3 separate regions of the Mus musculus genome follow, and all the other regions are linked to region 1. Evidence: chromatin loops called from intact Hi-C (ENCODE). Cell type or tissue: left cerebral cortex. All regions are shown on one strand. Region 1 has its middle 92 kb from the start of Gm32592. Region 2 has its middle 17 kb from the start of Gm32646. Region 3 overlaps Gm765 (predicted gene 765).

Region 1 (5,000 bases):
ATGCATATTACATATGATAGACAGCTGTAAGGATCATCGTCTCTTCAAGTTCTATCTAACTACATTCTTATCTCATCGCTAGGGCTCTTTTTTATGTTTGTGCCTATGCATGTATGAGCAGAGGGTATGTATGGTTGTGTGTGTGTGTGTGTGTGTGTGTGTGTGTGTGTGTGTGTGTGTGTACTAACGGTTAGTCTCAGGCATCATTCTTTGGGTATCATTCCTCAAGCCTACCTTGTGTTTTTAGAATAGATCTCTCCTGGATCTGGAACTTGGGTAATTGGCAAGTTCCAGGAATCTACCTATTTCTACCTGCCCAGCACTGAGAATATGAGATTATAAATCCTCCCATACTGGGCTTTTCCATGTGACTTCTAGGAATCAGCATCTGGCCCTGATGCATACAAAAGGGGATATGCCAACTGCTCCATCTCTCCAACCATACTGTTTGTTCAGAGCATACATTTCTCTGCATATGAGACAGTAGAGATTAGAGAGGGTCATTTCCAAATCAAAGTGAAGTTGCAGAATGAATGCTGGTGTAAATCTTTATTCTTAGATTCATCTTTGGCATTATGGCTTCAGTGAGGAAGAAGTTTCTAAAAGCTCTCTAACCTCTTTTACTTCATTCAGAAACTTAATGTAGACAAAAGACAGGGTCCCAACAGGCAGGCACATGACATTCAACTGACAATAGAAGATTGTTATTTCCTCCAGATAAGCCCATAGCTTTAGCTATCTTTAGTTCACCATCTTCAGACTTCAGAGAAGAATACAGATTAGAATGATGAATCTGTGGTGTGCTTGTCCTATGAGTCTCTAACAGCAAAGAAATTTCTGGAGACATCACCATGTATTCTGTTTCTAATGTTGCCAGACATTACCAATAAACAGCAGTCCCAAGAGGCCCTTGGGTTTATCAGACTATATAACTCAAGATTCCTTACTCAACCTTGGAGTGGTTGCTTTCAATATGGCTTGACCACCAAATGTGGAAGGCAGTTGCGCAATGTCTCCGTGAACTGAGTTTGGATCAGTAGCCAAGAGTAAGTTAACTGATCCTCATCAATAAGGTTGTACTTCTGACCCTGTCTATATCACCAAGTCTGAAGACATTCATCTGGGTTTAGAAGGCAGATGTGCCCAAATGGTACACAAATTCACAAAAGACCTTGTGAAACCCCAGCTATCTGAAACCACTGTGTACTTGCTACTGCTTAGAGCTCTCTGATTCAGTGGAAAGATCTAGAAGGTACAAATACATAGTGTGAAAGCCCGCCATAACCTTTGCCTGAGTGCTTCACACACAGCCATGAGGACCCTCCACCAAAGTGCCTTGAAAGGGTGAGAAATTTGATCAGTCCATATTCAGCCTAATCAAAATGGAGCCCCTGTATTTTTCCACTCTGGGTTAGGTCACCCAATGACTAGCACAATAGGCAAAGGCATGCAAGGCATTCTGCCGACATATCCCGTTTGTAAACAGGGGATGATAGATTGATAAGCAAAGATGACCAGAGACCCCTTTCTTAGAGACTAACCTGAGCTACAGTTCCGCTTACACGTTAAGCCTCACTATAAAATTAATACGTACATTGATCCTGCTCTTTTTGAAGAAATTGAGGCAGGTAGACTTTGAATATGCTACTGCCTTCAAAATTTATCTAAGTAAATAATTATTTTGAAAGCTAAGATTTAGGCAGCTTTTGTATTCCACGTTATGCTAACGCCTGACAATTACTAAGTGTGGGTATCAGCTAGTGTTGTGGGGTTTTTTTTTTAAGTTTAATTTAAAGCAATTTGACATGGAAAGGTTATTACTTTAGTTGCCAATAAAAGCTGTACTTTTAACATAAGTGTACAGTAGGCCCTAGGGTATGTGACTATTATCTTTTCTGCAATTATGTGGTGTTCTACATAATGTTAAAAAAAAAACTTAAGAAATATCAAAAGTACTAACTTAGATAACCGTGTGCAAGTGGAATGCAGAAAGCAGGCTCTTCTCACAGGACATGGGGTGAGGTTTCCCCCTACAGCTTAGACAGAGAACAACACCAGCTGGCTTTGAATAAATTAATTCAAATGATATCTTCAAAACACACACTTAGCAACCAGAATATCGATTGCATGAACATTCTGTCTTTAGATGCAGTTGTTCAGATTCATAAGCTAAATGCCATTAACAGTAGGAGCAAGCCTCTGAACCAATTAACCTATTTTTCTGGAGATGCTAAGTTACCAAAATAAAAAGAACATTTCTCAGATGGTGTTTGCCATCCAAAGCTTTTCATATGTCCCAGAGAGAAAGAAAATAATCTCTTGCCAGTAATTGGGTAACTTTTTCTCTTCCCTTGATCTTTCAGAGAGATTGAGCTTGAGCAAAACAAAATGAAATGCTAATATTTTGTTCTTAAAAAAGAAGAAGACAGCATTAACCCAGCTCACCTGCCCTCACCCTCCCAGACTTATCTCAGAGGTGTTCATATTTAACTAATGGGAGAGATTCAAGAAAAGAGCCTGAAAACGAATTTAATCAATAGCTACTGTCAATTTTTCATTATTATGGGATATTCCTTTCCTATAATGAGAAATCATTCATGAAAAGTGAAGCCAGCAAAATGGAGACATGCACCCGGCCATCTGCCTAATAGAAGCATTTTGTCTATCAAAAGAGAGAGATGCGGGGCTGGAAAGGTGTCCTCATACTCCGTCAGCTCTGCCCATGTGAGCGGAAGTTATTTCTGAACAGTACTTTGAAAAAATATCACGCTCACCACAATTACTATTAGGGAAAAAAAGTATACTTAATGAGAGTGTTTACCCTTGACCTAAACACCTGTAAAAATCTTACCTTCTTTATCCAAAGAATCCAAAAACTATGGGTACTACCCACATGGGCACTGTCACTATGGACAAGTCAAAGCCCTTGAAGGCAGTGGGACTCCAGTGTCTATGAGCTAACATCTGGATGGAGAATGTCCCCAAAAGGCCTAGGAGTAAAAGGATTGGTTCTCAGTTACATGCTCTTGGGAGTTAGCAGAGACTTTGAGATACAGGGCCTACTGCAAGGTCTTTAGGGCAAGGGCTGAAACTGTATCTCATTTGTAGAGTTCTTGCCTAGTACACGGAAGGTCCTCATTCCAACTCTGGCACTACCGGAATAGGCATAAAAAAGGAACCAATGACAAGAAGTCATCTTGACAGTTCTTCAGGGCTAGCAGAACTCCATAATTAAAGAGTTGGATGTGTAGGTGTAAGGGCCTGAATTCAGATTCTCAGGATTCACACAAAAACATAGGAATGGCAGTAGATATGTGTAACCCAAGTGCTAGTGAGGGGGAGGAAACAGGCAGATCCTGGGGACCTATGGGCAAGCCATTCTAGCTGAAATAGCAAACTGTGTCCAGAGGGAGACCCTGTCTCAAAAAGTGAGGTAAAGGACATTAGGTGAAAATACCAGAAGTCAACCACTGGCCTCCATATACACACAAAAGAGCACCTGAACATACACAAATGCCACACACACACACACACACACACACACACACACACACAGAGAGAGAGAGAGAGAGAGAGAGAGAGAGAGAGAGAGAGAGAGAGAGAGAGAGAAGCAGACAGACAGGGACAGAGACAAATGAGAGAGACAGACACACATCAAATGTAGAGAGATGTATAATACATTATATTGTATTTTATTTATTAATGTATATGAAGATGATCACCAGAGACATTGTTCAAAGATGAACAGTGTGATCAACCATGGCTGGACTTGGTGTATCAATCAGATCTAAGATATCTTACTATAGTCATGGAAACCTGATTGATACAACAAGTCCAGCTTCTATGTATATAAAACATATCACCTTGGGCTGGGGAAGCAGTTGTCAGTACACATATTCTAAGTTCGAACCCTAATTTTCATTCCTAAGTCTAAGAACATCTATAAATTTGCTTATTCTCCATTTGACTAAGTTTCATTGTAAATACCTGGGATTAATACTCTCATTTTTCCAATAAAGTTGTAGACATTGAATGCACAGTAAGCATTTGGAACCCGACTCATAGTATAGTAATAGTATTACTATAGCTTTTGCTCAGACTCCTCTTAGCTTCCTCTTAATACACTCCTCTATTCTTGTTTAGCTTTTTGGAAAAACATCTCCTCTCTGCCTCCCCCTCCCATGGTCTTGAACAGCCTTGCCTTCCACTCAGCTTTCTTCTCAGTTTCGTGCATCATGGAATGGCCACTACTTCTGCTTTCTTGCTATTTATAATCATGCCATCCTGGTCTTGCTTTGAAGCCAGTCTTCCACAAATTCTCAGTCTATGTGAGTGACTTGGAAGGACTAAGTCACCCCCGTTCTGAGGCAGAACCTGGGCAGCAGGTTTGATTCCCTCAAGACAAACATATCCTGATCAGTTGAGCATTGGCATGAAGCTCAAACCTGGGTGTTACCTGCTGTGTACTGAAAACATCAGGTTGGAGAAGCCACCTTTGTTCCAGGGCAGCATAGAAGGATTCTAAGTGCAGGGCATTTAGAATGCAAGCTGAAGAGAGCCTCTCTGTCAATAAAGTCACCATAGAGGAAATCAGATCCAAACTGGGGGAAGAAAGCTGTGCTTTGCTATCATTTTAGCCTCTGGATCAAGCCATGCCTGAAGCAATGCCATTTCCTAGAACTTTTAGTCACATGAGCCAATAATGCACCATCATAATTCACATGATAGTGGGCTAGATTTCTGATCTGTGCCTCCTTCTCATGCTCCCAATCCACAAATCCTTCATAGCCAAGCACATCTAATTTCTTGAGAGCTGAAACATGCCTTATGCATTCTAGAGAGATCCTAATTCTGCATAAGAAAGGGCACAAAACTGCCAAATTTCTCTGAGTCCCTAGACAGGTTACAATGAAGATTATGTCTTTCCCTATCCACTCCATTTCTATGAATAGGAAAGCTGAAAAAACTGGCTCCTCTTCTTCTTCTTCTTCTTCTTCTTC
Region 2 (5,000 bases), 250 kb before region 1:
TGTCTCTCAGCAGTGCTTGGGCTATGGGCCCGTGTGGCTGTGCACACTTTGTTTTTACATGAGTGCTTAGGATTTGGAATATGTTCTCATTCTTGCAGGGTAGGTGCTTTTATACCATGAGCCATGTTCCCAGCTCTACAATTTTAAAACTGTGTAACATGCATTCTATTAAGCAACACAACTTAATATTTTTAATCTTCATATAATTTAAACTTCACATAGCTTGATTTTCACATAGCTTAAATTTGATAAAAGCTACGCAATATGAAAAGCAAAGTAGGCAACCAATCAGAAATATATTATACTTATTGATAAATTCACATACACACAGCAGTGATCTACTTTTGTGTTTACCAAAAGCTCAGTCAAACTTTCTTTATAGAACTCTATAAATATCTCTTAAATAGATAAATACTGGAGAAGAAGGAAAGGAGAAACAGAAGGAGGGTAGGTACATATAGGAAAACTAAATGCTTATTGTTTGGAAGCCACAAATGATGACCTGTATTATTTATATTCTCTTTTTTTTTTCATTTTTTAATTAGGTATTTAGCTCATTTACATTTCCAATGCTATACCAAAAATCCCCCATACCCCCCCCCCACTCCCCTACCCACCCACTCCCCCTTTTTGGCCCTGGCGTTCCCCTGTACTGAGGCATATAAAGTTTGCAAGTCCAATGGGCCTCTCTTTCAAGTGATGGCCTATTAGGCCATCTTTTGATACATATGCAGCTAGAGACAAGAGCTCCGGGGTACTGGTTAGTTCATATTGTTGTTCCACCTATAGGGTTGCAGATCCCCTTAGCTCCTTGGGTGCTTTCTCTAGCTCCTCCATTGGGGGCCCTGTGATCCATCCAATAGCTGACTGTGATCATCCACTTCTGTGTTTGCTAGGCCCCAGCATAGTCTCACAAGAGACAGCTATATCTGGGTCCTTTCAGCAAAATCTTGCTAGTGTATGCAATGGTGTCAGCGTTTGGAAGCTGATCATGGGATGGATCTCTGGATATGGCAATCACTAGATGGTCCATTCTTTCGTCAACCCCATCACAAAGGAACTCTCACAATATGTACTCACTGATAAGTGGATATTAGCCCAGAAACTTAGGATACCCAAGATATAAGATACAATTTGCTAAACACATTAAACTCAAGAGAACAAAGACCAAAGTGTGAACACTTTGCCCCTTCTTAGAATAGGAAACAAAACACCCATGGAAGGAGTTATTATTTATATTCTAAAGCAGGTATAAGGACCCAGCAGCAGTGTCTTATTGGGCCATTTGCCCTAGTGCTGTATCATACCATGTGTGCCCCCCTCTCCCTCCCTTCATCTCTTCTTTTGCATTTACTGTGATACTTTCCTCTTCTATCCCCTGGTGTCACCATTATCGTCTATCATATCATCCCTGCTTCCTGTGGACATCGCTACATTAGATCTACTCAGAGTATATGGTCCATCCCGGAGATGCCTGGGCTCCACCCCAGACCTTAGAATCAGCATCAGTGGGGATGGTATTTGGGAGCTGCACCTAACAAGTTCTTTCAGTAGCTAATTTTCACACTATAGTTTTATCACCAAGGCTGAATCCCCAAAACGTTTCCTGCTACGTCAGTAGTTCCTGGAGGAAAAGAGAGCAGGAATAGTTGGAGCAGATACGGGCTTGGATCTTCAAATTTCCCTGAGCCGTAGTAAGCAATTATACAGGGCCAGAGGCAGACAGCTTCATGTACAACTTACAAGTACAAAGACATTCAGTGACCTGGAGAAATTACATATATGTATGTGTGTACAAAAGAATGTATTTGTGCATTCATATGTATTCACATGTGCCTTTTCATCTAAGTCCGTGTGCTATGTAACTGGTATCCTTCCCCTTTCCCAAGCCCTCATTTTATACAGACTCAGCTGACTGCCCCTCTCTTTTACACACTTAGCATTCCATGAGACATTTCTCTTCACAGTAGGCTCTGCTTCTTAAGGGAAATGTCTGAAAAAGCGTTGGTGTGACTCTGTTTCAAATCTCTTAAACTCATCTACCATAGCTACATAGCCATTAAGGTAAAAAAAAAAATACACAGTAAGGACTCGATAAGGGCAGGAAAGGCGTGTCCTGGGACCCTTTGAATGCTCTCTTATTAAAGACTGGTTCTTGTTAAGCAATTGAACCCTCTGGGTGTTATCTATTAGATCAATCAGTTTATAATGTTTGATCTTGGGATTGATCTATTAGGCCAGTCGATTTCTAATTTTTCCATGGTTTTATACAAAGTCTTCGACGTTTGTGCCCACCCTTTAAGAATCGATTAAGATGCTTTCTCTCCCAGAGAAGAGTCTCTGACTTCTTTCATCGTATTTAAAGAATCCTTCCCTTTTGCTACCATGTTTTACAAGCATTCCGCATCAAATTGCAAGGATAGTTTGCATATTGATATTGCCTTTAGAGAATGGCCAAAGGGTAAACATTCATTTTAGGAAACCCAGGCATATGAGGTACATTCAAATGATTGCATAAATCAAATTCCAGATCAGGATTCAGTCCGCTGTTCCAGCTAATTCTATACTATCTCAGAGCATCTTAGTAAAAAGTGTTATCCATTTTTAAATTTGTCTTCTATTTTTGGCTTTATTTGCTGGCTTTTCTGATCTTCATTTTTTTTTTTTTTTTGGTGGAAATGTTAAAGGAATGATGTTGCCTGCTGCCGAGATCATGTTGAAAAAGGCACTATATTGAGGTGCAGTTTGAAACGTGACAGCATATGTAAATGTGTTGGTGATGCTAAAAATACGTGGATAAATGATACATGGCATCCACAGAGTATGCACAACTCTGTATTTATATAGTACCTACATGTAGACAGTAGGAGTCTATTTATGCATTTGCCAAGAAAGGGAGAAGTGTCTACATATGTCTCGTAAATCTGGATCCGGGCTCATGCCCAATGCAGATGCTGCAGAGAGGCGAGTGGGGAACGGGGCTGCTGCTCTGGGAGCAGGCTGTCTGTCAGATCATTTCCCCGAAGAGGATTCTGGAAACATGAACAAAAAACGATAGCCTACAGACAACAAAAATGTATCCTAAAATGCTGGGGGTGGGGGGGTGGGAAGTCCATTCTAGAGTGTCTCGACAGCACGTGCAACTTATTAGAATTCTGGGGAGACACACTCTAGAAATGTCACGCAGCATCCTTTATTTAGCCAATGTAATAAAAGCGCCTCCGTTTGCCCGGCACCTAAGTGGTCACTGTTCTACTTAGCCCTCACATATAACTGGGATAATGACTCATGAGGAGACTTCTGTAATTTTTAGCTAAGAAGCCATCTGTGCTTAAGGACCATGTCCTTACAGCCACAAATCCCAGGATTACAGTCCCAGCTCCATGATTGACACAGGGTTGGGTCACTCCTCTGAGTGAAATAGGGCTTACTTCTTCATTCAGAGTTAAATTCTCGATATATAATGTTTTGATATCCTCATTCTAAAATATGAATGTATAATTCTAAAGCAGCTTAGCAGTCAAAAAGTTCTCAAAAAATCTGAATGTTCTGAATTTATATTATGAAGTTTCATCATGCCCCAGTCTAAGAAGTGTTAGATGGTAGCATCTTAGTCAATGATTAAGCATTTATCTTACGGCATTCACAAAACTAAATCCAATTGCATTTCTAGCCTCAAACTCTACCTCCAGATTTATTTTTCAAATTTCAAATTAGTGTCAGAAATGTGTTAAATGAATATTTGTTGGCAGAAGTATCTGGAAAGGACAGAGGACATTTAGTTTGAGTTAGTGAATAACTTTGTGTCTCTATCGTCTGTCTGTCTGTCTGTCTGTCTGTCTGTCTGTCTGTCTGTCACTGTTTTTGCAATAGAAACATGACTTGCTTGCATAGTAAGCAGCTCCTATTGAAAAGAATGAACAGTCCTCACCCGTTACCCAGCACTGGAAACAATGCTAACTGAACCAAGGCGGAATCTATGAGCTGAATTCAGGAAACTTGGCACACGAGAGTCTTAACTCGAGCGCCAAGCCGTACAAAGGATAAGAATAGAATCAGATAATGTGGGAAACTATTTTTTTCTTTTCTTTCTATTAAATCTCCAGCTTCCCTTCATTCCCTCCCCATCTCCTACCATCGTTCTAATCCCCTTGTTTATGACAGAGACACTGAAGGAAGACGGTGAAGACAACAAAGCCCTAGGCTTTGAATAGCAAATGTACAACGAAAAATCTGTTTTCCTCACTAATTCAAATTTCTCCGAAGAAAGAGAGGATCTTCATAGTAAAACTACTCCAAATGACATGTTACAGTGGGATCCCCAAAGCTCACATTCACCATCAGCTCAGCCTTGGGTACTCATGTGTGTTCTTCAGGGTCTGGAAAGCCTTATTAACAAAGATCAATACATTCTCACCTAATCCATCCTGAGGTCTTAATGCTATGTAACCACTGCTTTCTCTAAAATAATTTTCTCTAAATAATACCAACAGTATATCTATAAAGTATCAGAAATAACATTAAAAGAGTCTTCTAAATATTTTCTTCAATATGGCTACCCAACTTGCCAAAGATGGGAAAGGGCTCAAGATAGTTTTAAATAATAGTAATACAATTTAATAAGGTTGCCTTTTTATTAGCTGCATTTAACCAGTCCTTCTGATCTCTCATATTATAATCAGCAGCTAAACAGCTTTCCTGTGCAGCTGTTGTAACCACCTCATTTAACATTAGGTATATCTTTTAGCTTAATTAAAGCATTCCTCTCTTTCAGTAATAGTAGATTGTTTTCAGTTCGCCCATTATGTGTAATTGTTTTCTTTGATCCATTCAAAACGTGGCTATTTTTCATGGCTAATTAAATCAACACTTGACCACTGCATTTAATGCTTAACTCAGTTTTATTTCTAATCTTGCACACCGGGCTTCTGCACATCCTATGTCTTGCTCATAACGTGAAGTTACTCACGGCCTCCAGCTTGTCCTTATAAGTAGAGGCA
Region 3 (5,000 bases), 110 kb before region 1:
CATTTCCACTATAATTAAACATGAGCCTTCCTAATGAGACACATTCTCCCTCTTAATTAGCCAATCCCCAGCAGAATTCTTAGCACCTCGAAGCTGCCTTAATTCTTCTGTGTTATTAGAGTATCATCACTTAGCACATTCCAGCTCAAAAGGACCCTAGGGGCATAGAGAGGACTAGAGACAACCCTCAGAAGGATTTGCCAAGGCTTCTTGCTCACAGCCAAATACAGCTGTGGCAGTTTGGCCTGCGGGTCTTGGATCATCTCCTACTGCCTTTATTCCAGGTTTAGGAGGCAGGGCGGATGTTCTGACAGCAGTAATTAGAGATGATGCCAGGGGTGCCAGGTGGTTCAATAGAGAGGATTTCCTGTGCAAGGAACTTGTTGCAAAGGTGCTAAGAGAGTTGAAAAGGTCAGGGCAGCAAACAGTGGAGTGACCCAGAAATCCACACCCTGAGAAGGCTCTTCATACCCTGTGCCTTTTACACCAACACTGGACTGAGCTTATAGATATGTAGCAACTAACCAGTACTAGACAGTACTTGATTTTATTCAGAACCATGGGGAGGAGGGCTGGAGAGAGGGGCAGGGGGAGAAGAAGTTAAGAGAAGTTAAGAGAATTGACAGTCAGAGGTGGGGGCTGGGGGGATGGGACACAGCAAACACCCATAGCAACAAGCAGAGCGGGATAAAGCAGCAGAAAGACCCTAGTTTTCTTTCCTCCTCCCCCACCCCCCTAGGCTCCTATGGAGGCCTCCCATTGGCTGAAGCTAGCCAGTAGTCATGGAAATAACCTGACCACCTACACTGCCAGCCTTGTGAATAAGAAAAGGATGTGGTTCTCCAAATCTCACACATGGCAGGAAAAAATAAATAAATAGAAGACAAGAAGAAGCACGGGAGAGCATAGCCAGGTCAACTTCAAAGCTCCAGAAAGTCCTGAGTTTGTGTAGCAACTACCCCACTTGCTGAGGTTTCTGGATCATGGCAGTTTAAATCCTCTAAGCCCATAGACTACATCTATAACCCAGGGTCTTCCTAAGGGCTGCCTGAGGCTCATGTGAAGCACCGAGACCTGTGAATTGGCTTTAGGTGAGATGTGGACATATGGAACAGTGGATCTAGAAAGAATTGGGTCTCTACCACTTCACAGGGATATCCATGACACTCTCTCAATGTTGTTCCTTTCCAACTTAGTCCCGTTCACTGATTGATCCAGTGAGAGATGGCAAGCTGTGTGTTTGAGCAAGAGGCTCATTTAGAAGGAAGATGTTTCAAGCAAAGAATCTAAGGTTTTGAGAATGGGTTGGGTGAAGCTACCACCAGGAGAGAGCATACTGCATGCAAAGGTCTAGAGCTAGGTCTAAGTCAAATACTGGGATTCAAACACCATGTTGATAGCACGGTGAGTAAGGAGTGCGACAAAGCCACAAGTGGGAGAACAAGGCAGGGGGCTGGCAGGAAGACTGATAACTGCATCAAGGGAATAGGAGAGGCACGATGGCCAGCAATGATCCCAAATTTCTAGTGACTTCATCAAGGTACTGCCACCCACAAGAGTAACCTGGGAAGGAGCAGATGTATGTCATAGAGAAGAGGGAGGCACAAAATAGGACCTGGAATTAGTAAGCAATATGTTCAGGAGACACTGCATATGACCTAACCATAGGAAGCCGGATACATTGCATGCTACTCTTTTCGACTGGCCAAAAGAGGGGACATTAATCATGAGCTATGCCTCTAGATATCATGCTTATTAAATACTTCAGCCCATGAAGGTACAAAGGAAGAAAAAATATACTCAATCTGGAGAACGGGAAGAGCTGGACTCTTCAAAGAGTTATAGAATTTCTTCTGAACCACTTAAATTACTTTTGTGCAAACAAAACCGCCATATGCAAAAGAGTTCGACCTGTTGATGTAGTATTTTTTAATATGCCTTTTAGGAAAGCACAGTGCACACTTGAAAGTTCAGAGAAGTCTGTTTGCAATTCATTAATGTTCCAGTGGTTTTCTTAGGCAAGAGGCTTTGTCTTTTATAACCAAATAAACGCAACAGACTTAGAAACAGGGGTGTGGGAGGCAGTTCTAGTCTCACGTGTAAAATAGAAGATGGAAGAAAACAAATGCCAATTCAGGCAAAAGAATTAGGCCCAAATTCTTTGGGTAAATAAAATCTATAGTGTTCACCAGAAGCACAGGCCTCCAGAGCTTGTCAGCTGCTGAAAAATTGAACCAAAAGATCATATGCCCTCCTGAAATTACAAAGCCTTTTTACAAGCAGGCTTTGCATACTCTATTAAGAATCACCAACGTTAAACATTACGGTCACCTTGATTCCTGCTCTACCCACATCCAACCCAAACTTTCAGCTTGATGGATAAGGGATATGACTCAGCGGGGTAATTTTTGTAAAATCACAACTCTAAGTAAGTCTCTTGAGGCTCCAGACTGAGGAGTTGTGTCTAGAGTTTGCTTAGAGTATTTTCTGCTGAGAATAACATCGATACCTTTACCTGATAAAGGTGAAGTTGTCTTGGGTGAAATCTGATGAAGTTGTGCACTACACATCCTCGACCTCTGACATGTACTCTTCAGGAAAGGCCTAAGTAGAATAGAGTCCCTGAACTATTATGAACTTACTCCTGAATTTTTGTGGGTGGCTTGTGGTTGCTTATGAGAGATGACTGAGTTGGCCATATGCTGGAAGCTGGTGTTAAGGGAATAAAAATATAGCCAGCCTGGCAGGGAAATGAGTATGCATGCTGCAGAGGTAGTAGGGAGAGGGCTGCCTGCACTATAAATTCTGGGGCATGGCAATTGAAGTCATCATAAAAGTCATGGTGTGTGTGTGTGTGTGTGTGTGTGTGTGTGTGTGTGTGTGGTGTGCACTCGGGCATGCGTGCAGGCATGTACACGCATGCATGCATGCTAAAATCACACCTTTCTGAAAAGAAAGCAAGGGGAAGTATAGGAGGAGCAGAAAGGTATAAGATTGCTATACACCTAAACACAGAACTCGTCTTAGAACTTTGAATAGTGCAAAGCAGCTTCCCTTAAAATACTTGCTCCTTCTTAAAAGAGCCTATTTCTAAGTACTTCCTTCCTTCAAGATTACCCAGTTTTTGAACAATTGGAGCACAAAACTGTGCTTGGTAATTGCATTACTCTGTAAAATCTTGCAGAGCAAGCACGAGGATGTGAGTTTGGATTACCAAGACCCACATAAAAAGAAAAAGCCAGGCTTAGGAGCATGTGACTGTATTCAAGGCTGGCCTTGAACTTCTGGCCCTTCTGCCTCCACTTGTCTACTGCTAAGGGAAATCTGTTCTGTATGTGAATGCAGCTGTCATATACTATAGTCAGGAAACCAAGTAATTATTAACATGCTTATTGAAAACAATGGATTCTTATGAAACCCAAACTTTATAGGCTGATAAATCCATCTGAAAGAGAAATTTCTCCCAACTCATACTAGAATGTGATATTTAACCATCAACTATCTTCAGATTACTTATTAATTGGGTTGTATAAATTATTACCTGCTCCTTTAACAAAAATAAAAAACAAATATATATATATATATATATATATATATATATACTTTTTGAGACTTTTCTAAAACACACAAAAGATATAATTTTAACAAGAGAACTCTACATCATTCGAACTGACTCCCTTTATGAAGCAAAAATATATAATAATCTATAATCCATCACAGCTGTTTGGCTAGAATTACCAATTACCTTCAGTACCTCAAAGATGCTTTCCAGGATTTTTTAACAAGTCTGCACAGTAAATTTTTAACCCAATTTTCTTAAAGGCAACTGATAAGATTGAAACCTCTTAGGTAAGAGATGACGAAGTTCTCCACGTAACTTGAATAAAAAATCAAGGCTTTTCATGGCTACAGGAAGATGGAGACAAGAATTAAAAATAAAACACAACCCAAAAAGCTATGGTTATTTTAAAAAGCATTTCAATAAAGTTTGGAACTATGCTTTTTGCTCACGTCTGAATATGGGTGCGGTGGACTTATGGAAGACCATGTCGAATGTGTATTGAAGCCGTGTGACAAGCAGCTGAACATCTGTGGTCTCTCCTTGTCCCAGGCTCTAATGGCTTCTGATCTAATACATATAGGAAAGGCCTGTTGTCATTCAGAGAGTTACAAAGACTAGTAGCTCATTCATTGCCTTCCCAGCACCTCGTGGGCAAACACAATCAAAAGGTTTAGGGCAAAATGGACATCCCACTTGAAGTAACTTGATTAGGCAGAATGGCTAGGGAATGCTCTGCAAGTTAATAACACAGTTCCTTAAATAGTAAGTAATAGGGTGGAGAAGCTGGGAAGACAAGCCATCCACACCAGCTTGCATGGCTGGGGAGGCAGCAGCTAAGTGAACAAAGTACTTTCTGTACAAGTGTAGGGGTCTGAGTTCAGTTCCCAGGGCCCAAGTAAAAAAAAGTCAAGCATGATACTGTATTATATATGGAACCCTAGACCTGGCAATGGTCTGAGAAATGTGGATCCCAGAGGACCACCACATCAAACTAGCATCCTCCGGTTCAGTTAGAGGATGCTAGCTCAGAAAATACGCTGGAAAAACAACTGAGGAAGACACCCCAGTGTCAGCCTCTAGCTTCCCTAAGAGCCTGCACAAATAAGCACACATACATAAAAATAACAGTGATGTTTCAGTTACCCAGAACATCTCCACACCTGTCTACGTTTGACTGACACTCCCATATGTGTTAATACTAATTTTCTTCCATCTTGATTATATCGTTGGTTCCGTGTCACAGTAAGTGCATGGTGTGCACAGGCACGAAGATGCTCATGTATGTGCATGTGCATGGATGCAGGCGTTGGGATGAAACTCAGATCCTCATGCTTAGGCAGGAGCCACTTCTCCAACTGAGCTGTCCCTTCAGCTTGTCCATTGTGCATCTTATCATGTACAGTGTTCACAGGTGTGGAGCGCCACCCGAACAGTTTTA

The links. A loop is a pair of places that touch in the nucleus more often than their neighbours do. Peaks named below come from ENCODE experiments on the same cell type or tissue, not always from the same donor. Only the 100,000 strongest peaks of a DNase experiment are listed, where the experiment ranks them.
Region 2: it touches region 1 in a loop (10-fold over the local background); 14 of 42 quality-filtered maps call a loop at or near these places.
Region 3: it touches region 1 in a loop (2.2-fold over the local background); 3 of 42 quality-filtered maps call a loop at or near these places.

What each region holds. Positions count from the first base shown.
Region 1 is chr6:98,130,159-98,135,158 of GRCm38, reverse strand. No RefSeq gene overlaps it. Among named protein-coding and RNA genes, the nearest start is that of Gm32592, 92 kb to the left of the region's middle. In left cerebral cortex, a CTCF peak has its summit at 2,036; a DNase peak (open chromatin) is centred at 2,037.
Region 2 is chr6:98,383,606-98,388,605 of GRCm38, reverse strand. No RefSeq gene overlaps it. Among named protein-coding and RNA genes, the nearest start is that of Gm32646, 17 kb to the left of the region's middle. In left cerebral cortex, a CTCF peak has its summit at 2,877; DNase peaks (open chromatin) are centred at 1,954, 2,910, 3,237, 3,988 and 1 more place; H3K27ac peaks cover 3,149 bases.
Region 3 is chr6:98,238,485-98,243,484 of GRCm38, reverse strand. The region is part of intron 3 of Gm765 (predicted gene 765); the gene reads left to right. All of the region lies in intron 2 of Gm32592 (a long non-coding RNA gene), which reads right to left. Among named protein-coding and RNA genes, the nearest start is that of Gm32592, 16 kb to the right of the region's middle. In left cerebral cortex, no CTCF peak of the experiment used is centred here; a DNase peak (open chromatin) is centred at 2,721; H3K27ac peaks cover 3,035 bases.